Regions from separate parts of the Homo sapiens genome. Here all the other regions are linked to region 1. A link is a contact called in ENCODE Hi-C or POLR2A ChIA-PET data. All regions are on one chromosome and are shown on one strand. Each heading gives the region's core, a stretch centred on a gene start or an enhancer-like site at or near the end of the contact. The rest is flanking DNA. Distances are from core to core; before and after follow the strand shown. Region 1 has its middle 170 kb from the start of TANK-AS1. Region 2 has its middle 8.7 kb from the start of ITGB6. Region 3 overlaps RBMS1 (RNA binding motif single stranded interacting protein 1). Region 4 overlaps RBMS1 (RNA binding motif single stranded interacting protein 1).

Region 1 (5,955 bases), core at 1,260-3,759:
GACTTTATGTGTGCTGAATAGTATATGTAGGGATACTAGATTTATAACAAAATAGTTTTCTTTTTTCAATAATAAATTAACCTTAGCTTACTATAACTCTTTTCCTTTATAAACTGTTTAATTTTTTAAACTTTTTGACTTTTTTGTAATAATGCTTAGCTTGAAACACAAGCACATTCTACAGCTATATAAAAATTCCTTTCTCTCTCTTTTTTTTTTTTTTTTTTTTTTTAAGATGGAGTCTCGCTCTGTCTCCCAGACTGGAGTGCAGTGGTGCAATCTCGGCTCACTGCAAGCTCTGCCTCCCGGGTTCATGCCATTCTGCTGTCTTGGCTTCCCAAGTAGCTGTGACTACAGGTGCCCGCCACAACACCCAGCTAATTTTTTTTTTTTTTGTATTTTTAGTACAGACAGGGTTTTACCATGTTAGCCAGGATGGTCTCGATCTCCTGACCTCGTTATCTGCCTGCCTCAGCCTCCCAAAGTGCTGGGATTATAGGCAAAAATTCCTTTCTTTATATCTTTCTAAACTTTTTTTCTATTTTAAGAATATTTTATTTTTTACTTTTTAAACTTTTGTGTTAAAAACTAAGACATAAACACACATTAGTCTAGGGCTATACAAGGTCAGGATCATCAATATCACTGTCTTCCACCTCCATATCTTGGCCCATTGGAAGGTCTTCAGGGGCAATAACAAGCATCTCCTATGATAAAATGCCTTTTTCTGGAATCCCTCCTGAAAGGACTAGAAGGTTATTTTACAGTTAACTTGTTTTATGAGTAGAAGGAGAACACTCTATTATATTGATAAATGGTGACTCACACCGGTAATCCCAGCATTTTGGGAAACAGAGGAGAGAGGATCCCTTGAGCCCAGAAGTTCAAGACCAGCCTGGGCAACATAGCAAGACTTGTCTCTACACACACAAAAAAAGCCAGTCATGGTGGTGTGCCTGTAGTCTTAGCTACTTGGGAGGCTGAGGCAGGTGTATAGTTTGAGCCTAGGATTTCGAGGTTGCAGTGAGCTATGATTATGCCACTGCGCTCCAGCCTAGGTGACAAAGCAAGACCCTGTCTCTAATAAAAATAATAAAAATTTTAAAAAGTTAAAAAATAATGATAGAGTATAGTATATCAAATACATAAACCAATGATATAGTTGTATCAAGTATCATGTTTGTATAATTATATGTGCACTTTTATATGACTGGCGGCAAAGTAGGTTTGTTTACACCAGCACCACCACAAATACGTGAATAGTGCATTGTGCTATGAAGTTATGATGGCTACAATGCCACTAGATGATAGGAATTTTTCAGCTCCATTGTAATTGTATGAGACCATCTTTGTATTAAATATATGTGATCCGTCGTTGACTGAAACGTCACTATGCAGCATATGACTGTATTTTGAAAACAGAGATATATTGAGTTATCGCAGAAAACTTTAATAACACTGAAATGTATAGAAAATAGGCTGGGGATTAAATTACACTATTATTTTACATCCTCTGCAACGGAGGATGTTTCTCCTTTGTGTCAAGAAACCTCTGCGGTATTTGCAGCAGTAAATTTGTAGGTTGACTGTGTAGCTGAAAATTGTCACTAGGGGGCAGCCTATCACTGAAATGTGGATGATACTTCCTGCGTCATCTGATTTCAATGAGAAACTGGCCCAGGGAGTCACACGTTCTCGGCACAGCTTCTAAAGGAAAATTGATGCATCTATAAAATGTTGAATCAGCACAGTCACTCGGTGGTGAGTAAAGGAAGGAAAAAGTCTTGCATAATATTAAAAGCCCAGCATAAATCAATGGTTAGACATACAAATGTTGTGTGCTTTGATCACAAAACCTTTATGTGTGTGTGCTGAGCAGGAGAATATGGGCTACTGTCTTTTAAAACAGAGTCATAGTTTAACTTTTGTTATACACACACACACATACACACACACACTCTCTCTCTCTGTCTTGCTCACTCTCTTTCTCTTTCTCGCTCGCTCGCTCTCTCTCTTTCTCTCTGAATTAAAAGCCACCGTGCAGGTAAACATTTTACAATTGGGAAGGAAATTGAAACAAGTAGAAATTGATTAATTCCTTTAGCTCTTAAACCCTAGGTTTAAGCTGAGCGGAACGATGTGGTCTGGCAATTCCTCCCCTGCTTGGTGACTTTTGCTTGACCCTATATTTTCATCTATTGTTTTTCCTCTTTGCTACTCTTTCTCTTGCATTTTATATTCCTCAAGTGATCTCACCTAACAAAATCAACAGCCCCAGCTCTGAGGAGAGTCGTCGCTGTGTTTTCTTAACCGGGCTCTGAATGGTCTCAGAACATTACACAGAGGCAATATTTGAAATGTGATCCTGCCCAGTTCTCCTTTGAGCAGCAGAGCTGTCGGGTGCTATCGTATCTATGATCATTAAAGGCCTCTGAGAGCCCTAACGTCCCTGAGCGACTGGTGTGACCTTGTGTAGTCTGGGAACTGGAACAGAGCTAAGGTTGGCCTGACACACTGTCACCCAGGGCATGTGTGCAGCATAAGGTGGCCATGGAGATGCATGTAGAAACTTAGGAGCCATGCCCAAAAGCCCTTGATGCAAATGGAGCTTCAAAATGAAGAAAGATATAACTAATGCTAAATGACGAGTTAATGGGTGCAGCACACCAGCATGGCACATGTATACATGTGTAACTAACCTGCACATTGTACGCATGTACCCTAAAACTTAAAGTATAATAATAAAAAAATGAAGAAAGAAATCTATTAGACTGGAGGTAGGAATCCCCAGAAACTTAGGCCTACAGAATTAGCAGTCCAGTAAGGTAGAGGCTAGAACTTGCGGCAGTAGTAGGCATGGCTGGGTGTGGACTCTCTAACCAGACTAGGGTTTGAATCCTAGCTCTGTCTCCTGCTACCTGGATGACATTGGATAAGTTACTTAACGTCTCTGTGCTTTAGGTTTCTCCTCTGTAAAATGAGTGCTTGAAATACTGCCTGGCACATAATGCATTCAATGAAGGTTAGCTGTTATTATTAATGATACAGAGATGAGAGAAGGAAACTTAATGGAAATCTTAGTTTCCTCATCTGTGAAATGGGAGTAATAGTAGAATCCACTTTATAGATTATAGAAATATGGGAAGAATTATAGAGGTATCATAAGAATTATGGAGATGTTGGCCAGGCACAGTGGCTCATGCCTGTAATCCCAGCACTTTGGGAGGCCAAGGCGGGTGGATCACCTGAGGTCAGGAGTTCAAGACAAGCCTATAGAGAAACCCCATCTCTACTAAAAATACAAAAATTTGCTGGGCGTGGTGGTGCGCACCTGTAATCCCAGCTACTCGGGAGGCTGAGGCAGGAGAATCACTTGAACCCGGGAGGCAGATGTTGCAGTGAGCTGAGATTGCGCCATTACACTCCAGCCTGGGTGACAAGAGTGAAACTCCATCTAAAAAAAAAAAAAGAAAAGAATTATAGAGATGTTAATAAGAATTACTTGAGCTGTTATATAGGAAGTACTTGGACTAGTACCTGCCTATGGTAAGTGCTCAGTAAATGTTAACTATTATTGTTATTGTTATTAGAAACCTGAATGGAGATAATGCTACTTTCCACTGTAAAGGACTAAAAAGAGTTGTGAGGAATGAATGTTTTCAGTGCCTCATAAACACCCAGGATGCTCCATAAATGTCTATTTGTTTAATTACTTAGCTTGAGAATTCTGTTGCTGAGGTTGCTTAGTATCCATGAAACCTAATTTCAGCAACGGGAGCCTAGAGTTTAATAGCATTAGTCCCACAAAGCAGTGGGTCAACTGTTCTATGTCCTGAAACCTCTTGGATAATCTGAAGATATCTATGGATTCTTACCCCAGAGAAAACATACACCTGTTCACCATTTTGCATACACATTCAGGAGTCTTTAAGCACATCTTGAAGCCCATCCAGGGATTCTGTAGAAATCCATGGGTCCAGAGCTCAGAATTAAGAATTTCTATAATAGAAGAATGTAACTAAAAGAATTTTTTTTTTTTTTCTGAGGCAAGGTCTTACTCTGTCACCCAAGCTGGAGGGTGGTGGCATGATCTTGGCTTACTGCAACCTCTGCCTTCTGGGCTCAAGTGATCCTCCCACCTCAGCCTCCAGAGTAGCTGGGACTACAGGTGCACACCACCACATCTGGTTATTTTTGTGCTTTTATTTATAGTACAGACAGGATTTCACCATGTTGGCCAGGTTTGTCTTGAACTCCTGGCGTCAAGTGATCTGCCTACCTTGGCCTCCCAAAGTGGTGGGATTACAGGCGTGAGCCACTGCACCTGGCTGAAGGGATGATTCTTTACAGATTTTGTTATCAAGAATAGGGTTAGGAGGATGCCCCAAAGTCAGCAAAGCCCTTAAACCAGTGGTTCTCAAACTACTGGTGGTGGAAATTCAATAATAACCTGAGATACTCATTAAAATTAAGATCCTTGGGCTGTTTCACCAGATATTTTAGGTCAGTAGGTCTTCAGAATGTCATAGCCCAGAAAATCAAATTTTAGCATGCATCCTATTAATTTTTATGTAGGAGGCCCTTGAAGCACGCTTTGAAAACTGTTACCTTAGCTTTGGAAAAACTTAAATCAGGTCTTATAGCCATTGGGTTCTTAGTAACATAGAATTACAAAAGAAAAATTGACAGAAGTCACGTCCCTCTTAAAGCTCAGTATACCATTCATCTAAACAAAGTACCCAACAAACATGAAGAAGAGGAGTAAAACTGCAGCTCTCTGGAAGGGCCTGGTAGGACTGGGGAATAATTTTCTCAATGATAATTTTTCCTGAGAGACATAAGTTATACTACCAAAAAATTAGATGACAGGAGGCATTTTGATCTCAATCTCAATCATATTACAAACATAGTTGTCTACCTTCACTCCAAAGGAGTCAACATGTACTGTGTTATTTCGTATTTGGGGGCATGTACTCATTTATTCCCCCAGCCCCTATCAGCTAGTTATGATTGCTTTTCTCAGCCAGATGGCAAACTTGAGGGCAGGAACTATATTTGGTTATTTATTTCTATTCTTGGTGTAGGGCTTAGTAGATGTTGTTTCATGGACTCAATAAGTATTTAATTAACTTAAAATATAGGATGGAGAAAGGCAATAATATGAACCCTGTGGTTGTAAATCAACATGCTTCTAGCCTCGGCAATGTTGAAGGGCTTTTTGGTAAAGCGAACAACTTGAACTCATTTTGATTACATCCTTTATCAGAGATTTCCTCTCCCAGACACACAATGTGGAGGATGAAATAAACCACTTGAGGCTTCATTCTCATTTGGCCATTCTACATAGTGTTGGGAAACATTCTCCTTACACGGACATGGCTTTTGTGGGCTCACTTTCTCTGGAGTTCTCCTGACTTCTTAAATGTTCCCAAGGTCAGGGTGGTGCTGCTGCTTTCCCTCTTGTTACACAAATGACATCGTGAATGGTGAACTCCAGATAGATCAAGGGCTAAGGAAATAGTGTCTTCTGACCGTCTGAAGCAGGTGTGGGACAGTGGCCTCCAGGGTTGCTACAGAAACCCAGACAGTGCCTGCTGACTCAAAACCATCAGCCTCCAGAAAAATGAGGTTTTCAGGGGATCAGAGTTATGAACAGCTATTTACCTCAATAAACCAGAGTATGTGGCTCTGAAAACAATGGATATTGTAGATGTCATTTATATCTAAACGGTTATTTTAATACAAGAAGGCCATTTGTAAATGATTCTCACGCATGTAGTACTGGGCCATGTTTGCAATTCCCATCAGCCTCATTACTTCTGAGCTTCAAATTAAATTATTTGCTCCTACCTGAATGCAGTTGCCTAAGGGCTTTTTAAAAAAAATCTTTCTATTCTTGGTGGCTATTTTTTAAATGGGCTTTAAAAAGTCTGGAGTCTTAGGAATGTTGCATAG
Region 2 (5,955 bases), core at 2,477-4,976, 790 kb after region 1:
AGGACAGGCTATTGTACCAAAAAGAAAGAGACCAAGGGCAGATGCAAGCAGCAACTGGGATCCTCTGCCCAGAAGATACAGGAAAACAATAGATAGCCGTATTCGAAATTCATTTCGCAAAGAAAACCAGTCTACGTCATTCAGTAATAAAACTGTAGTATCTGGGCTATAGTCACTAGGTTAACTATACTAGGTTATAAGGCTGGGTCTGAGTCCAGAAATTTATAATGAGCCATCACTATTGCAAGTGTTTTATCTGAACTATTATCAAAATGGACCTCCTCTCTGGGCTTTCCTGGGAAAATGAATCGTCTCCTGGAAAACCCATCTTGAAAGATCTTTGAATTGCAGAATGCACAAAAAAGGCAGCAGTAAACACATGAATTCACACCCGCCTTTTCCTAAGAAATCTGACTACAATATTATCATAGGATAATGAAAATAGTTTTTTGTTTAATTGTTAAACAAAAGTAAACAATTTTCTTCCCTGTGGGGCTTCTTGAAGTGTTTAATAGGTTATAATGCACATTGTGAGTTTCTGATGGAAGATTTAATAGTCTATATTAAATAAACTGCAGGAGCATTTCATTATCAGGGCAAGGATTAACAGCTCACTTCAGATCACATTTTAGGAAGCTGTGCTCCTCCTCCAGCAACATTCATAAAAATAAATCCTTCTGTTGGTTAACGTTTAAATCCTGTCTTCCTAATCTTTGGTTGCCTAATAGGGCCTAAACAATTTCAAGACCAATCTATACCATGCCACAAATGTCCAATAATCAATCCACCAAGGTCTGGACTGAGACCAGGGCTGACAACTGCCTTTTCCATGCTGCTGAGCCTTACTCTATTGGTGTCCAAGATAACTTAATTTCATCAACGCATAGGGAATGTTTGCCCCTCCCCCAATATTTGCAACTAACAGCAATTGTCTTTTATCAAAAAACTTTCCTATTTGTGTTTTGATTGAAACTTTAAAACATCGAACTCCTTGATATAAAGAAAATGATTCATTTCCTTCCTTTAATAAATGTTGAAACTACTGTGAGCCTCTCGCTTCATCATGCCTCGGTTGTTACACCCTCAACCGCTAGGGGGTGCCAGGAAAGGGCCCTGGGCTCAGGAGCAGCAAAGTTCCAGCCAGAGTAGTCAGGACGCAACAGAGATTGCAGCCCAGGCAGGTGGTTTTCATACTTCCCCAAACAAGCCTCACACCTGACTGCTCACCGGAGCCGCTTTTTGTCTGGAAGTAATTATGCCCAACAATATATAGATTCGTTACGTCTGTTGTGGTGTAAAAATCTGACACACCGTCTTTAATTAGAGGCCAGCTGAATTTGCTTTAAAGGCTTTTCTTCTTTCTCCACTTCCAAGTCTTGAGACATCACCAGGTTAATGCCATTTTGATTAGCTTGTTAGAATAATTTATTGTTTAGCCTTTTTAACGATTAGGGTGTTCACCTCATACCCAATCCTTTACTCTATTTGATTCCCTGAAAACTTACTGACAGGATTCACTGAGTATGCATCTGAAACAATCAGAAAATTCCATAAAATGGCAGTTAAAAGTAATAAATCCTCCACGGACCCACCCAAGGATGTGCCTCAAACATGATCACTGGCTGAGGCAAGAGGATCACTTGAGATCTAGAGTTTTAGGCCAGCCTGGGCAACAAAGTAAGACCTCCATCTTTATAAAAAATTTTTTTAATTAGTTTGGCATGGTGGCATGTGCCCAGCTACTTAGGAGACTGAGGTGGGAGGATCGCTTGAGCCCCAAAGTTTAAGGCTGTAGTGAGGCTAGGATTATGCCACTGCACTCTAGCCCAGTGATAGAGTGAGGCCTTGTCTAAAAAAACAACAATAAAAAGATAATAATTACTGGCCACCATTTCTCCCAGCTTTTTAAAGGATTAGAACTTTCCCTATTGTTGCAGCTGAATAAATTGCATCTTTAAGGTCAAAAGAAGTTTGAAGTCCTTCCACTTTCCAAGGAGTTTTTAAAAGAAAATATACCCATCTCTTCTGCCTTCTTAAGAGGAGTATTTTTTTATTCTGTTAGGGGAGACTTTTGTTACTGAAACTAACCCCAATTAGTCTATCAGCACAGCTAGAGAGAACTAGAGGACCACAGGGATTTTCCAGGTTTTCTTTTGCAACCAAAAAGTCATGGGGAATTCCAGAACAGAAGATGCTGGCTAATCAGACCTCCACTGGACTGAAGGAATGTTAACACAGCATACAAACAGTCTCCATACAGCACTGGCCTGCATAGTTCAGACCTTTCTGGTTCTACCATGGAATGCTTTTTGCAGAGTTATGACTCCTCATGACCCTCCAAGTTGTTAGAGCAGATTAGAGCTCCCGATGACTCTGCTGATGAGCAGATGGTATTCTCTCTCTGAAACAGCTGGAGAACCCTGGTGGTGATGGTGGGGTTATTGATTCAGGGCCTCAATAACTGCTAGAGTCATCGTTGATCCCTTGATTTCTCTCCCTCCCTATGAGGAATCTGTTTGTAAATCATGTCTATCTTGGAAATATATCCAGAATCCAAACACTTCTCACTTCCTCCTTTACTCCCACCATAGACCAAGCTGTCATAATCTCTGCTGAAACAGCCTGCAATAAGGCCCCCCAGCTTCCATCCTTATCGTCTTATAGTCTGTGCATACTTGCCACCTTATAAGCTACATCATGTCCAACCAAAACTCCATAAAAGCTTCCCTTCTCACTCAGAATACAAATCTGGAGCCCTGACCATCGCCCCCCCGAACCCACCCCTCCTTCATGAGCTGCCCTCTTCCCTTTGCCTGTCTGGCTCATCTCCTCTGGACTCCTTGAGTTCACCTACTCACTCTGCTTCAGCCTCGCTCGCCACCTTGCTTGTCCACAAACCATCCCGTACCAGGACCTTGCACTTGCTCTTCCCACAGGCAGGACTGCTTGTCCTCCAGAGAGCCCTGCGATGCCCTCCCTCCTTTCCCCAAGGCTATGCCTAAACACCACCTGAGCAGAGAGGCTTTGCTGGCCACCCCACCTTGGCCACTCTCTGACCCCTTGCCATCCTTTATTTTTCTCAGCATTTGTTACCATCTGACATCTTTATTTGTTCGTGTGTTTCTTGTCTGTCTCTCCCACTGGAATGTAAGCTCCATGAGGCAGAGACCCTGTCGGTTTTAATCAACACTGTGCTCTCAGAACAGTGCCTGGTCCATTGTGGGGTCTCCACAGGCGGCTGCTGAAGCAATAAATGAGTAAATGAAAAAAGAAGGCTCAGCAGCTCTGCAAGCTGTGAATGAGTGAACCACTCGGCAATCAGTGTTTGTTCATGTGACGTCTTGCTATTTGTTTCACAGATAGGAAAAAGGGGCCTAACGAGTCTAGTTCTCAGAGTCAATTCAGAATAAATTCACATCCAATGGTATTTTTCTGGAAAATCTCGTCTTTGGATTTATTCCACAAACTAAAAGACAGAAAGAGTTCAATTCTTTTAGACTTCAATATAATTTCTGAACCCTGACTGCATGGGCCTCTGGAGCAGGCCTAACTCACAGGACAGGCTCCCTGTAGCTGGCAGTGTGACTGCCAGGCTCCAGAGTAGGGTGGGGTGTGGGTGGTAACTGTGAAGTGCCGGGGCTGCCTGTGGCTCAGAGGCCGGAGTTCATCCTGAGTCATCTCCCGACCACAGGAAATGCCCACAGTCGTGCTCTCCTGGACTCAATGCCAGGCCCTGGCTCCTGACCAGCAGGCTCAGCTTCCCCTGAAGGGCCAGGCAACATGTTTTGTTTCATTTTGTTTTTAAGTGATTTGTACTGACTTTAAAGCAGAGAAAGATGGTACAATCCAGGACCACATCTTTGTCTCATTTTTGGCAGCCAATGATCTACAGGATAAGCAACAAACAAACCCAAAAGGAAATCACTAGACACAGAGCTAGAGCTGGAACCAGAGCCCTGAGATAGACAGGCGAACATATTTTTCAAGTTCCTCGTGGAATTTCACTTCTTGTTGGCATCTTTTTGATGATTCTTTGTACATCTCTTATCTACCAGGAGGCGGTTTGCAGGGTGATTCTGAACTCAGGTGGGAGGGTAGCGATCTGTCTCCAGGGCCCTGTTTTCTGAGCAGTGAGGGAAAGTTGTGTAACTTTTCCATGCCTCAGTTTCCTTATCTGGTAAATGAAAATAGAATAGTCCCCATTTTATTGGGGCCTTGTGAGAACAAAATAGGGCTACCCTAATACAATATTGAATGATGCCGGGCACTTGGTAAGTTCTCACTAAAATGAGCAACAATAAACATGCATCCCAAGTGAAACCAAAGGAGGGTTTACAGGAAACTGAGAGAGCTTCAACCTAGGCTCCAGTGTGCACAGGTGCCTGGGAGTATCTGGGAGCTGCGGGTGGCTCCAGGTGGGATGGAAGCCAGATTACCATCGGGAAGCGTTTTTTAGAAAGCATTTCTGGTGAAGTGCCTGAGGTGATGTTAAGAAACAAAGAGACTGGAATTTTCAAGCTTTCAGTAATCTGTTGTCATGGGTTTTCCCCCCTGATTTGAAATAAATATACACTTTCACACATGATTTATTTCCAGTTTTGCATTTCTTTTTTTTTTTTTTGAGAGATCTCGCTCTGTTGCCCAGGCTGGAGTGCAGTGGTGCAATCTTGGCTCACTTCAACCTCTGCTCCTGGGTTCGAGTAGTTCTCCTGCCTCAGCCTCCCAAGTAGCTGGGACAATAGGCACGTGCCACCATGCCTGACTAATTTTTGTATTTTTTGTAGAGATGGGGATTCACCATGTTGGCCAGGCTAGTCTCGAATTCCTGACCTCAAATGATCCACCTGCCTTGGCCTCCCAAAGTGCTGGGATTACAGGTGTGAGCCACCACATCTGGCCTGCATTTCTTTTCTTAAAGAAGGCCTCCCAAAAGGTATAATCTTTAGGCCCCACAAAACCTGGACTCATCCCAAAATGGTGTAATGAAATCTTCGCCATATTACTGAAAGGTGGATATTATCCCTTTTTCATAGTCTCAAAAGTAAAGTGTTCAGAGATAAACACTCTCCCCACAGATAGACAGGAGGACCTGGCAGGACTGCAATTTTGAACCCAGGACTCCCTACGTCCAAAACCAAACTCTTCCCACTACACTCAGCTTCCTCCCATTATGGGCATCATGATGGCTTTAAAAAGTAAGTGCCGGACTCAAATGGATATCCCTATGCCAATGTTCATCGCAGTACTCTTCACAAGGGCCAAAAGCTGGAAACAGCACATCCATTGACAGATGATTAAGCCATCAAAATGTGGTATATCCATACAGCGGAATATTATTCAGCCTTTAAAAGGAAGGAAATGCTGACACATACCACTACATGGATGAACCCTAAAGACATTATGCTAACATGAAATAGGCCATTCCCACAAAAGGACAAATATGTTTCCACTTATGTGATGCACCTGGAGTAGTCAGACTCATGGAGACAGAAAGTAGAATGCTGGGTGCTGGGGGTTGGTGGAGGGGAAATGGACAGTTATTGTTTAATGGGTGAAGAGTTTCAGTTTGGGCTGATGAAAAAGTTCTGGAGATGGTCAGTGGTGAGGATGGCACAACAGTGTGAATGCTCTTAATGCCACCAAATCATATACTTAAAAATGGTTAAAATGCTACATTTTATGTTATGTAAATTTTACCAAAATAAACAAAAAAGGAAACTCCAGCCTAGAATGTAAGGCCTAGGCCACAAAACATTTCTTTAGCACTTAGCATCCTGTGGGCATTGTGAACAAGGATGACAGGAAAGTCTTCTTTAAGGGAATCTTTCTGAAGGTCACAAAAAAAGGAACAACTGTATCTACTTCCAGGTTGCTTGCTCCCCCTGTTATGTACAACCACAAGTCAGCCACAGAATTCTGCAAACAACCCACTGTGCAAGGCTTTGGAGCTACCTC
Region 3 (5,955 bases), core at 2,497-4,996, 700 kb after region 1:
AGTCCCCCTTACCTCACTTCCCATCTAATTCTGCTCTTCCTCCTGTTTTCCTGCTCTCAGTTAGTGGAACCAGTATCTACCCAGACTCCCAAGCTAGAAACCCAGGACTGGACTCCCCTACCTCCCCTGTGCTTTGTATCTCACATACAAATAATCATTCAAGTCCCCAAATTTTTCTTTCTGATTATTTCTAGAATCTACCTTCTCCCTCCCTTTCTTCTGCCACTGCCTAGTTTAATTTCTGATCATCTCTCATCTGCACCATTGCATCAGCCCTATTTCTTCTTACCTCTCTAAGGTATTCTCCCTGACTGTAGCCAGAGAGACTTAGATAAAATATATACCTATGTGTCACTTTATTGTTAAAAATCGACCCCCTCTCAGTTAGAAGGAAAGATTGAGGATTCCTGGAATGGCATGGAAAGCCAAAGGTGACAGGAGCCCTTGCCTACTTCTGCAGTCCTGTCTCCCTCCATCCTCTGCCTTCCTGCTTATCCTCCTCCAACATTGAACTACAAATGGTATTCCCAACACAGCGTGCTGCATCATTTTTCTTGGCTTTCTCTCATGGTTTCCAATGACCCAGATCCCTTTGGTTCCCTTTAGCCTGGCTGTCTCTTCCTCAGCTTTCAAGACTGTGTTCAGGGCTTGCCTTCTCCCTGCAAGGACCTCCTCTGACCCAGTTGGGTTATGCTGTGTCTGCAGATCATCACCTTGAGGACACCTCCGTGTGTGCTGTGGCACTTAACATGTTTACATGTGTCAGTCCCACTAAACTAGAAGCTCCTTGAAAGTAGAAACTGTATCTTCAGCTTTTTATTTTCATGCCCACCACAACTTTTGAGCCATACTATGCAACAACAAATATTTGGTGGTTTTGAATAAATTTTACTACACTGTAACACCAGGCCAATACCATGTTCTTAACAAGCTACCATGTGGGGGGAAATTGAAATGTCTTCTGATCTGATTTGCAGCCAGCCACTAGCATGCCACCTGCCAGAAAGGAGAAAGTTTCAAAATTTAGAAACCACATCACCTTGCTTTGAGGGGGAGGTAATGAAATTGTTAAAATGGGGAAAAAGAAAAAAAGCCACATACACCCTCCTCCATCTTTCTCCCCTGTAATTTTAGTCATCTTATGTTTAGCTGGCATAATGCATCTGTAATTCTACTTCCCAATCTGTATCCCAGATCAGCAAGTCTTCTTTGAGCCTTAGGTCCATGTCAGCTAAAAGTCCTACTTTCCAGCTTCTGCCCAAGCATGCCCAAGGGTTAAAGTTGAGGTTTCACTTAGTGTTGGGTACAGGTCTGGAGAGGGAGCCTTTAACTGCTACCCTGGCCACCTGTTTGTTGGAGTGTCAAGTGGGTTCACCATATCAAGAAGATTTATCCCAAATACTCAGGCTGGGAGAGCAGACACTGGTGCTCATATCTGAATGGGGGAGGAGTCTCTAAAGTGAGCAACTGCCACAGAATCCACAAGAATTAGAACAGAGTGCCCCATTTGCCAAAACACAGATTTTTGCCACTTTTTCTATGCAAAAATATGTACACACTGAAGTTAATAGATTCAGTGAATTGAACCTTATTAAATAACATAAAAAAACAGGTCAGGCCCAATCTTGAAAGCAAGCACAGAGGCAATATAGAATATTTATCCCAGTTTTTCACATGAGACACAGCCAAGAAACATTGAGGTGTTTTGAAGTTAGATTCATTCCAGCCAGAAGTCATGGAAGAGAGCAGTTTCTCCAAGGCTGTGCACGTATAACTAGTGTTTAGTATTTATTCCGCCGTAGCTCCACTGTTTTATCTTTAGCTAGATGACTGATGTTTACCATTAGAAATTCACTTTAATTTTCTGTATTCAGTTGCTTTTCATTTCATAGAGAAACTAATTTGTATGTGCAGTTCCACAGGCTACACCTGATCTTGTAATACTAAAACCTGAGAGCACACTGCATCTGTGACTGTATCTGAAGTTGAACTGCTTACATACACAAATTTGGAGCATAAAATATAAAACCTGGAAGTAATTATTTCAAGAAACTCAATCTAGTGGAAGAGATTCCTTTTTTTGTTTTTTAAGTTAGTATTGTTTTCCCATCAACATCAGTAGAGTTGAAAAAAAATGGAAAGAGAAAATAATGTTTTTAACTTCTGCCCAAGTAAAGACAAAGGAGAAATTTTGTACGTGGGAGTCTTCTGTAAACCCTACCCTGTCAGCCTCCGGCATTGAGCACCTGTGCCCAGCTGGCGTTTTCTTGCTCCTACGGTGTCAGCCTTTGCACGAGCAGGGCCCCACACATTAGTCCCTTTGAAGGGACTATTCCACCTACTTGTGACCACCTATTCATCCACCTACTTGTGACCTCTTTGCTTTTTTAACTCATTCTTGTGTGCAACAAGGAAAGTTTGAGAAGGAAAAACATCTAGGACACTTTTGTTTTGATGGTGTATCAGTCTAAGATAAGATCTTCCCTGTTGAAGGAATGGTTTGCTAAATTAATAACAACAAAAGCTCTTCAGTTCCTTGAATACAGTAGATCTCAGGGTGTCACAGATCAAGGTTAGACAGTCTCTTTTTTTCTCTAAAGAACTTCGTGGTTTTGTCATTGGTGTTTTCTTTGAAGGGGGTTTGCAGACTATTGGTCACATCCATTCAAGGGAAATAAAAGCCCTAGATTTCCAAACCACATGTAAATGATCGTAGGATCCTCTTCACCTTCACAGCTAGTAAAGAGTAATTTCTTCCAAGCTGTGCCAAGTTACAAATGGAGCACAAGAAACAGATTAGTTCCTTTTACATTGAGAGCGTTACTGCAGGGGTACAGTTTTTCAGTCAAGCTGTTCACTTTGTTCTGAATTAGCACTTAATTTTGTGCCATTTTGAATGTGTAATGATCTTTTGAGTGTGTAAGTCTTGGTTGACAATTAGATTGCATGTTCTTTGGGGGCAGGAGCTATGTTTTCTTTTTAATTTTGTGCTAGACTCAGGGAACTTGTGCATCACCCTACCACCAGAAGTTACCAACAGGTTTCTAAGAGCATTTTTCATGCAGAGCTCTTCCCAAGAATTATTGCTAATTTGAGGGCCTTTTTGGATACCACCTTTTTGCACAGGAGGTTAAATTGCCTTTAGGCATGAATGTTAAATGTATAATGCCAGACTTGGAAGCACACTGGCACAGTGAATTCAGCTTTTTCCAAAACAAGTCCCCAGTAGACTTGAAAACCCACAAAGAATGTGAAAGAGTTTTCAACTTCTCTAGACTTCTTTTTTCTTTTTTTTTTTTTTCTTGTATACATGGTGACTTCAGAATTCTTTTGAGTACCAGTTTGTGTATTAGATACTGTTCTTTCTTTATATCCCCTGAATGGTTACTCCATAGCATCAGTTTCTCTGTGGAGGGCATATGATTATTATCAGAAGAACCAGATAAAAAACAAAAATATTGTCAGGCAGGGGTCAGTTGAATGAGCCTCCACTTGAATGTTTGCATAATGTAGTCTCATTGATAGGTAGACATAACATTTCATAAATACAGTCAGAAGACGGTTTATTTAATGATGCAAGTTGTTTAGCTGGCGTAAGCAGAATTATCTGGGATGATTCCTGTCAGAATACTTGGATTCTTGCATGGCTGGCAGTTTGCCCATGACATTGGAGCCAAGTACAGAAAAGAAACCCACGTTAGACACAATTCCCGAAAGATACTTTCTCAAAATGAACAAACTGAACAATGAACTCATCCTAGCTGTGACACTCTTAAGGAAGTCTCTAGATGACTAAGCAGGAGGAAGTCAGCTATGCACATGAGCTGTCACTTCTACACTGCCTGCCCTCCTGCCACCATATTCTTTCCATACCCGAGTGGCATGGCTGGGTCCCTCATGCCAGCCATGTTCCACTCTGGCCTGGGGCATGGCACATAATAAAGCACATGGTTACAGTTTTGTAAAAATCTAATGTACCACATCACAATTTCTAGTGCCGTCTGCTTTCTGAAATGCTCTTTTAAAATCTTGTGCTTTTGTGTCTGATGTCACTATATTTTAAAAGAGGCTTTATCTTTTCTTATAGCAGATGTTTCTTTAAATGTATATTATAGTTTGTTGGGGGAAAAAATAATTGCTTATGTGGCCTTTCCTTCTGTCTTTCCCCACCCAGTCCTGCATTTTTTCCTGAAATATTGGAGGTGGCTTGTTTGTATTAAGTCAGATTTACATGGAATGTCCCCAACCAGGGTAAAAGAACCCATGGCTTCTTCATGACACAGCTAGGTGAATTCCATCGAGTTTTTCCACAACCACTTAATACTTGCTTGATAAAAATTCCATTATGCAGAAATAGTATGGTGGCAGTTTTCTACACAATGAATGTTAGAAACAGAGATGGGAAGTTTTAGTTATCTAGAACCAGTGTCCAAATTAGGAGACATGCCTCAGGCAAAAACACTGAAACACATGATCATGATTCAGTGATTTGTCTAAAAATGCTCTTCTAGGACCTTCCTGGAAGAGAGTACAGTCTTTGAGAAGACTAATGCGTATGGCATGTGAGCTGGAACTATCCTAGAGCTGAGAACAGCTCTGGCGCCCTGACTCCCTGCACAAACACCTCTCCCCCTCGCCACCACCACCACCTCTCAAAGACAAAGGCTAACTGTGTGTTCAGTGCTGCAGGAGACAGTATGATTTCCCATCTCGCTTTCTGAACCTCTCCATGACATTAATGGAGTGTGAATAAGTCCCTGTGTGCTAAGGGCAGGGAATGCCTGTTAGATTCTCAGTGTTGCACTGTTATCATTCTGCCACATCGCTCACAGCTTCATCTTGTCACAGAGGAGCCTCAATGAAGTGCATATGTGTCTGCTGGCAGACTCCCTTCAAAGGCTTCAGCTTGTTTTACATCTGCTTTCTGTGTTACTCTGACTTTTCCAATTGGTTATGTGTCCAGTGGGGCTTGAAAACCGCTCTTGCCCACATTTCATAACTCTGTGTGTATAGTGATATTATGAGGGCATTGTCCTATGCCAGGTAGCAGAAAAGATAATGTTTAGAGGGAAAATTATGAATCTAGTAAAAGGCCTGGAGATTTTTCAAAGGTTTTTATTGCCCATTTTGTTCCCTTAATATTTCTCTTAAGCATTGTTACCCTGTAAAAACAGAAAATTTTGGTAGCTCTAGGACAAAAGAAATACTTGAAGACATGTGGAATGTCCCTGGTACCTTCAGGATGTGCAGTCATATCTCCCTCACCCGGTACATAAAACAGAACTGGATCTGAACTCACACAGCATCATGAGCTGTACCTTTCAAGGGCTATACTCTTAAGAAGAATTGTTGTCGTGACAGCAAAAGCGCTGGAACAGGCCTAGGTGGCCAGTGGGGCAAGGGCGGTCTTGCAGATCCAGAATTCAAATTCATTCCTACTGAGGAGGAGAAGACTAGTTTTTAAAAAGTGACAGGGGCCCACAACCTGAGATGTGCCAGTGTTCTAGTCCCCACACCAGGCTTATGGTGAGGCTGCCTTACAACAATTATCACCATCGATCACACCCAGCCTACAGCCAGCCTCACAAATCAACATTTTACACCCTTTCACGATCAGGTTCTGCCAGTGAGGAGTAAATAGTGGAGTAAGATTTTATTAAAGCACAAGGCTCTTGGGTAGAAGTTGTAGGTGTTATTGTGTAACAGTTTTCTAAAAGACATTGACCAGTAACTTTATCCTTAACTATAACTTCAACATTTCTTCATTCTGTAAGAAGCCAAGGCAGCAACTCTAGCCAGCTCCTTAAATCTCTCAGATTCAAATCCCATGGATAACAGGCCAGTCCCCAAGTGTTTAGACCTTCTGAACCAGAAGTGTCCCTCTCCTGAGAATTTTTCTTCATTTGAAAACAAGAGGAGGAGCCATAATTCAAAAGTTTGAGCTCCCCCTGTTGC
Region 4 (5,955 bases), core at 956-3,455, 640 kb after region 1:
TTGAGGCACAAGAATTTGAGCATTTATTTAATTAAAAAGTTTATTGAACTTTTTTCATCTCTAGTCTGAATTACAGAACTTTACATCTCTTCTAGTCAAGTGGCTGTTAACGAGGAACACGCACCAGAATCAAAATTTACATGTCAGGTCCTTCTATAGATTCAGGAGTCAGAAGACAGAGAGATACTTAATGGAGAAACAGCATAACAGGCACTTATACTAAAGAGCACAGGCTCAGAGCTTTCCACCTGGCCCCGCCTCTTGTTTGAGCAAATTTCTCAACCTCTCTGTGCCCCAGTTTCCTTACCTATAAAGTCGGGATAATCATAATATCTGCAACGTAGGGTTCTTGTAGGGACTAAGTGGGTTAATGTCAAGTGCTCTGAACACTTTTGGCATGTATTAATGTTACTGCTACTGGGAAGCTTTTTTAAAGCTTCTAATGGTCAATCCCAGTTGAGAGCTTGATTTCGTCTTTTTATGTTATAACTGAAAAAGCTGAGGCTCAGGGAAGGTTAAATGACCTTTTTGGAGTCACAAAACTAGGAAGGGGCAGGCTTGGGAAAAGAGTCCATATCTCCTGAAATATCCACTCTTCTTGATTTGCCACTTTACTTTTCACAAGTGAATGTTACACTTAACTCTGCTCTTTATCATGAGGATGAAATATCTGTACTTCAGTTTCTTGCCAAAGAACTTAACTTTGTCCTCTCCACTGGGCAGGTCTTGACACAAGCTCTTCGAAGAAATAAGATTTATGAAGAATTGTATGAAGGATTTGGAGTTTCTTTGTTCATCACAGAGCTTCCCAACTTGGCAGACAGAGGAAAGGATAATATTTGTATTATGTTATATTGGCATTGAATTAGATTATGTTGGATTGCCACCTATGGATGAGGCTGGTCATTGCTGGAGGTGACAGGCCCCACCCAGTCTCCAAGGGTTGACAGAATCAGCATCTCCTGACATGTTTAAGAGAACTAGTCCAGCAAGTGTAGTTTTAAAAAAATGTTCAACAAAACTATATACAAAAATATTTATAAGTGGTATTTTTAATTATATGCTTTATAAGTACAAATTTACATTTATAAACTTATCAGGGAGAACAGTGAGACAGTTTTGATAAACTCAAAAATGTGGATAACAGTTGCAGAACAGTATCAGTAACATACCTAATTTATTTCTGTATTTTGTTTTGGTTGTATGACATTTGGAAAATCCTTATGCAGCTGCAAAAGGTTTTAATTTTTAACAAGCTCATTTTGTCTTGATATCCCCTTGAATTAATCTTAATAGAAACTGGAAATAATTTTTTTGCCTCAACATTGAATTCATAATAATACAGCTATTCACGTGCCTCATAATAGATATAAAAGTCAGACCAGAAGCACCCAAAACTTAGCATCAGTACCAGTCAATGATGTCACTTTATCATGATGCAACGCGGTAGGCACTTTAGTATTATACAGCTGTCTATTAGATCATGGTGAGGGTGTGTGCCAACTAGTTGTACCTGCTCTTGGCCTGGCATTTGTTTGAGCATGATGGATGTGTAGGTCATTTGTACAGTTTTATATGAACGGACATGTGCAGACTTGAATTTCCAAAAGAATACCAACGCAGAGTTACAACTTTCCTAATCGGTGACTCACTTATACAAAGAGATAGCAGGAGATACATTTGTCTAGTGTCAGCACTTGAAGCAACTTAATGTAGATGTGGTCATCAGTAAGTTAACATTTGTTGTGCTATATATTTGCCTGCATTTCCTATTATTTGTTTTTGTACTTAAAGGCTAAGAAGTCTTTAAATACAAAATATTCATATGGAAAATTGATGGAACCCCTAAAGTACTTCTTCAGAGCCTAATTTGGTAGCCACTGTTCCAAGGAATGTGCCATTTATCCCTGGATGCAGCAATATTATCAGAAAGCCTTGTGCATTAACCACATAGCTATTTGCCCTTGTAGAATTCCAGTACTTGGGCCCCAGGTGATCCCTTGACCGTGCATTGCACATAGAGTATGGCTTTTAGGAGGAACCACAGGAAGACGCTCCTTCCGGCATTAGAGCTGGGAAAAACAGAACTTCTCTTAAGCCCAGGACCTGGTTTTACTCTAATGAATACTCAATTTCGTAATGTTGTATTTCCCTATGTTCACTACTAAGAAGTTATGAGTCAGCTTTGCATCCAACATTAGCAGCTCTGCAGGATCTCACTTTCAGGTTCATGTGTCTGTGGAAAAACTACTCCTGGGTTGATTTTTTCTTCACTTACCTTGAACTTTATATCTATTTTTGTCTTGTGGTGTTGCATATATTTTTGCCAGCAGCCTCAAACTTTTTGGGGAAAGAGGTAGAAGCAAATGTTTCTCATGCTCTCTGTTTGACTACCCTTAAAATCACAGAAGGAACATTGCTTAGTCACCTTCTTTTTTCAGTTTGTATAGCAATCGTTATTTTTATTATCAAAGTGGCTCACTTGGGAATGCTGATATTTTGGATATCTAATGCATTTCCATTGGAAAGGAGAATCTGGTCCCTTCTCTTAATGGCCCTGCAAAGAAATTAGTGGATGCACAACAGTTTCCTGGACTGTCAGTAAACATTAAAGTCAGCAAATACTCAAAATCATGATTTCTAGCAACTTTTAGCTTGATTGACATCTTTGTTGAAAGTTTTTTAAAATGTGATTTTTCTTATACCCATTCTTGGTAGGAATTTACTTTGGCATTGAATTAATTGCCCCGCCTTTAATTATTTGAAGACAGGAAACATTCAGCAACTTGCCTGGATATGTGTTTCATATGCAGAGGTTTGTATTACCTGTATTTTGCCTGCTTAATAAATCACAATTTAAAAGTATTGGTTCTGACTTTTAAACCTCCTGTGAGGTATGCATCTGCTTCATTCTCTCTTTTTTTTTTATTATTTATTATACTTTAAGTTCTAGGGTACATGTACACAATGTGCAGGTTTGTTACATATGTATATATGTGCCATGTTTGTGTGCTGCACCCATTAACTTGTCATTTACATTAGGTATATCTCCTAATGCTATTCCCTCCCCCCTCCCCCTACCCCACGACAGGCCCCGGTGTGTGGTGTTCCCCTTCCTGTGTCCAAGTGTTCTCATTGTTCAGTTCCCACCTATGAGTGAGAACATGCGGTGTTTGGTTTTTTGTCCTTGAGATAGTTTGCTGAGCATGATGGTTTCCAGCTTCATCCATGTCCCTACAAAGGACATGAACTTATCCTTTTTTATGGCGAATAGGAACACTTTTACACTGTTGGTGGGACTGTAAACTAGTTCAACCATTGTGGAAGACAGTGTGGCGATTCCTCAAGGATCTAGAAATAGAAATACCATTTGACCCAGCCATCCCATTACTGGGTATATACCCAAAGGATTCTAAATCATGCTGCTATAAAGACACATGCACACGTTTGTTTATTGCAGCACTATTCACAATAGCAAAGACTTGGAACCAACCCAAATGTCCAACAATGATAGACTGGATTAAGAAAATGTGGCACATATACACCATGGAATACTATGCAGCCGTCTGCTTCATTCTCTACCTGAGTTCCTGATAAACCTCTTGATAAATTCCCAGCCTTGAGCATGAAGGAACATTCTTCTGGAAGCAGTTCATCATGCCATTGTTGTTCATTCCTTTCTTTTCCTCCTCTCCCCTGCTTTCCTTTCAATGTCTGCCTAACAGTACCAGCGTTTCCTTGGCTTGTGTAGACAGTAATGATATATCTGTTGTGAGTCTTTCTGGATTGCTTTTATTTCTTTACAGGGCTGTTCATTTGTACCTCATTGTTATTACACAGATGTAATGGTTTTTCTGACCTCTGATACTGCTAGACCAAGATGTACTCCATGGGTCCCACCACTGACAAATGTCCAGGGCAGAAGAATTTTAATACCACATTGAGGAGAAATGAGGAGATGCTTCCTAAATGATCTTGGATGGGAGCAGATTAGGCAGTCTTCCATTCTCCACTTGTAATGCTGTTAGTGTTTAAAACTTCCATCAGCAGGGTCCTCGGAGTGCTGCTGCCACACTGACACGGTTGCCAGGCTGTCTTACGATGGCTACAAGACCTTATATTTTCTGCCTCCTCTCCCCATAACTTCTCTGACTTTATCTCCCCTTACTGTCCTCCATCACTTCACTTCAGCCATAGTGGACTCCTTGGTGTTTCTTAAGTGCACCAGGCCTTCCACGTGCCTTACACCAGGTTTTCCTCCTCTGCCTGCACTGCTCCTCCCCTGGATCCTTCTGACTTGTTCCTTCATATCCTTCAGGACCTTGCTCATGTCACCTTCTCCATCAGCTTACTTCAGCCACCCTTTAAAAAATTGTAATCTGCCTCCACTTCACCTGGGCATTCTCAATCTCAACCCCCCTCCACCCCCCCACCCCGCTTTGCTTGTGCTATTGTCATAATACCATCCCCTAACATATTGTATAATTTGCTTATTTTTGCTTATTATAAGCAAAATCAGTAAATATTTTTGAATGAAAGAATAAAATGCTGCTTTATATGGCACAAAGGAAGGCTGGGTATGAGCCCAAATCCCTAATTGCGGAGGCATTTTTATCTTGATAGCCAAACTCATGACCTATTCCTGGGGTACATATTTCTCTCCCTCCCTCCCTTCCTTTCTCTCTCTCTCTCTCTCTCTCTCTCTCTTTCTGTCTCTGAGATGAGCAACTAAAATGTAGTGAATGTGGATTACTCAGTGCTGGGAAAGGCTGTGTTGAAAATGAAGGCTCTAGGATTTGCCACAAGAACAAACTTTATCCTCCCACATGATACATATTCTTCTCTATCATCCTGGATTTTTTTCATCTATTTATTGTTATGTGTATTTCTGTAACACATCAAGTCATTTTTGTAATGAAGCAGGCTACGAATAAATACATCTATTAAGCAGTGGTAAATAATCAGATACTTTTAGCCTCTGGCTCTTCATTGGTGACATCAGCAAATTAAACCAGAGATCAGAAATAAACAAGCAAGTGGCCATGTACCACCTCATTTCCTCTCTCCTGGCAGAATTGCTAATAAATAGATGAGAATACTCTTTCCTACTGTGCCTGGCTGAGCCTCGGAATCTTTCCCTATACAATACAACCACTAGTAACTCATCAGAGTGGGCATGCAAGAGGAAAGCTATTTGAAACTCTTGGCAGATTCCTTTCTGCTCTGTGATCCAAAAAAGGAGAAATAAAGGATTTCTCTTCATCTTTCTAAGGTCCTGGAACCTTGCTTGTTTCAGATTTTTTGGTATTAAATATCCCTCTATAAAACATTAATAAACTCAAGTAATCATTAACTGGGCTGTCTTCCAGTATAGTCAAGAAATAAGTTATACTAATTCATCAAGTTTTCAGATTATAGAGTTTTACCTTATATGTCTTATATGAATCGTCAATTTTCAAAGCAATAGGATGCATTGAGATACATTTTCTTATCATCATTCACATTACATTTATCACTTGCATTCCAGACTCATCATTAGGACCAATTACCATTGAATTATGCTTGTGCTGAAGAGCTGCTTATGATAGATTTCTTGTCAATCAGGTGCTTCATCTCTAGGTCATATGCTGTATTTGATCAGTGCAGGTTGATAGTCATTAGACAAGCTCTTCAGGCTCAGCCATCAATGAGAAGCACTTGAAACAGTCAGCCTCTGTGAAAGCCATTTCATTCCTGCCTCATTTTTGCCTTTGTCCTGTGTTCTTTGCTGTTGATTTTTTACCTTTGCCTTCTAGGGTATGTCTCTTTGTAAGCTACCCTAAGTCCTTTCTAAAACAAGACAGGCTGTAATATGTATACATGCTACATACATAAATACACATACACACATACCTGCACATAAGCATTTATGTTTGAATGTGTAGATGGGTAAATGTCATTTTTATTCTTGTAAGT

Evidence for each region. A loop is a pair of places that touch in the nucleus more often than their neighbours do. ChIA-PET counts read pairs that join two places held with the same protein, here RNA polymerase II (POLR2A). Pooled maps may share reads with other maps.
Region 2: a map of natural killer cell shows a loop between it and region 1 (15-fold over the local background). The contact joins two enhancer-like sites. A Hi-C loop is called at or near these places in 6 of 168 maps with a recorded cell type or tissue (CD4-positive, alpha-beta T cell, CD8-positive, alpha-beta T cell, MCF 10A and 3 more), 1 of 37 single-sample maps with no recorded cell type and 12 of 50 pooled maps.
Region 3: a loop to region 1 is called in a map of naive thymus-derived CD4-positive, alpha-beta T cell, with 6 times the contacts of the local background. The contact joins two enhancer-like sites. A Hi-C loop is called at or near these places in 3 of 168 maps with a recorded cell type or tissue (Calu3, Right ventricle myocardium superior and naive thymus-derived CD4-positive, alpha-beta T cell) and 7 of 50 pooled maps. POLR2A ChIA-PET finds 5 or more read pairs at or near these places in 2 of 52 experiments (A673 and naive thymus-derived CD4-positive, alpha-beta T cell).
Region 4: a map of B cell shows a loop between it and region 1 (17-fold over the local background). The contact joins two enhancer-like sites. A Hi-C loop is called at or near these places in 9 of 168 maps with a recorded cell type or tissue (B cell, CD4-positive, alpha-beta T cell, CD4-positive, alpha-beta memory T cell and 3 more), 23 of 37 single-sample maps with no recorded cell type and 16 of 50 pooled maps. POLR2A ChIA-PET finds 5 or more read pairs at or near these places in 3 of 52 experiments (A549, CD4-positive, alpha-beta T cell and naive thymus-derived CD4-positive, alpha-beta T cell).

What each region holds. Positions count from the first base shown.
Region 1 is chr2:160,990,250-160,996,204 of GRCh38, reverse strand. No RefSeq gene overlaps it. Among named protein-coding and RNA genes, the nearest start is that of TANK-AS1, 170 kb to the left of the region's middle. Within about 2 kb of position 2,509, at least 7 of the 41 ENCODE cell types and tissues checked have a DNase peak (open chromatin) inside an H3K27ac peak, as active enhancers do.
Region 2 is chr2:160,205,987-160,211,941 of GRCh38, reverse strand. No RefSeq gene overlaps it. Among named protein-coding and RNA genes, the nearest start is that of ITGB6, 8.7 kb to the right of the region's middle. RefSeq lists enhancers at 1,374-1,423, 2,074-2,143, 2,284-2,373. Within about 2 kb of position 3,726, at least 29 of the 41 ENCODE cell types and tissues checked have a DNase peak (open chromatin) inside an H3K27ac peak, as active enhancers do.
Region 3 is chr2:160,292,367-160,298,321 of GRCh38, reverse strand. The region is part of intron 6 of RBMS1 (RNA binding motif single stranded interacting protein 1); the gene reads left to right. Among named protein-coding and RNA genes, the nearest start is that of LINC02478, 23 kb to the right of the region's middle. Within about 2 kb of position 3,746, at least 17 of the 41 ENCODE cell types and tissues checked have a DNase peak (open chromatin) inside an H3K27ac peak, as active enhancers do.
Region 4 is chr2:160,348,306-160,354,260 of GRCh38, reverse strand. All of the region lies in intron 2 of RBMS1 (RNA binding motif single stranded interacting protein 1), which reads left to right. Among named protein-coding and RNA genes, the nearest start is that of MIR4785, 57 kb to the left of the region's middle. Within about 2 kb of position 2,205, at least 5 of the 41 ENCODE cell types and tissues checked have a DNase peak (open chromatin) inside an H3K27ac peak, as active enhancers do.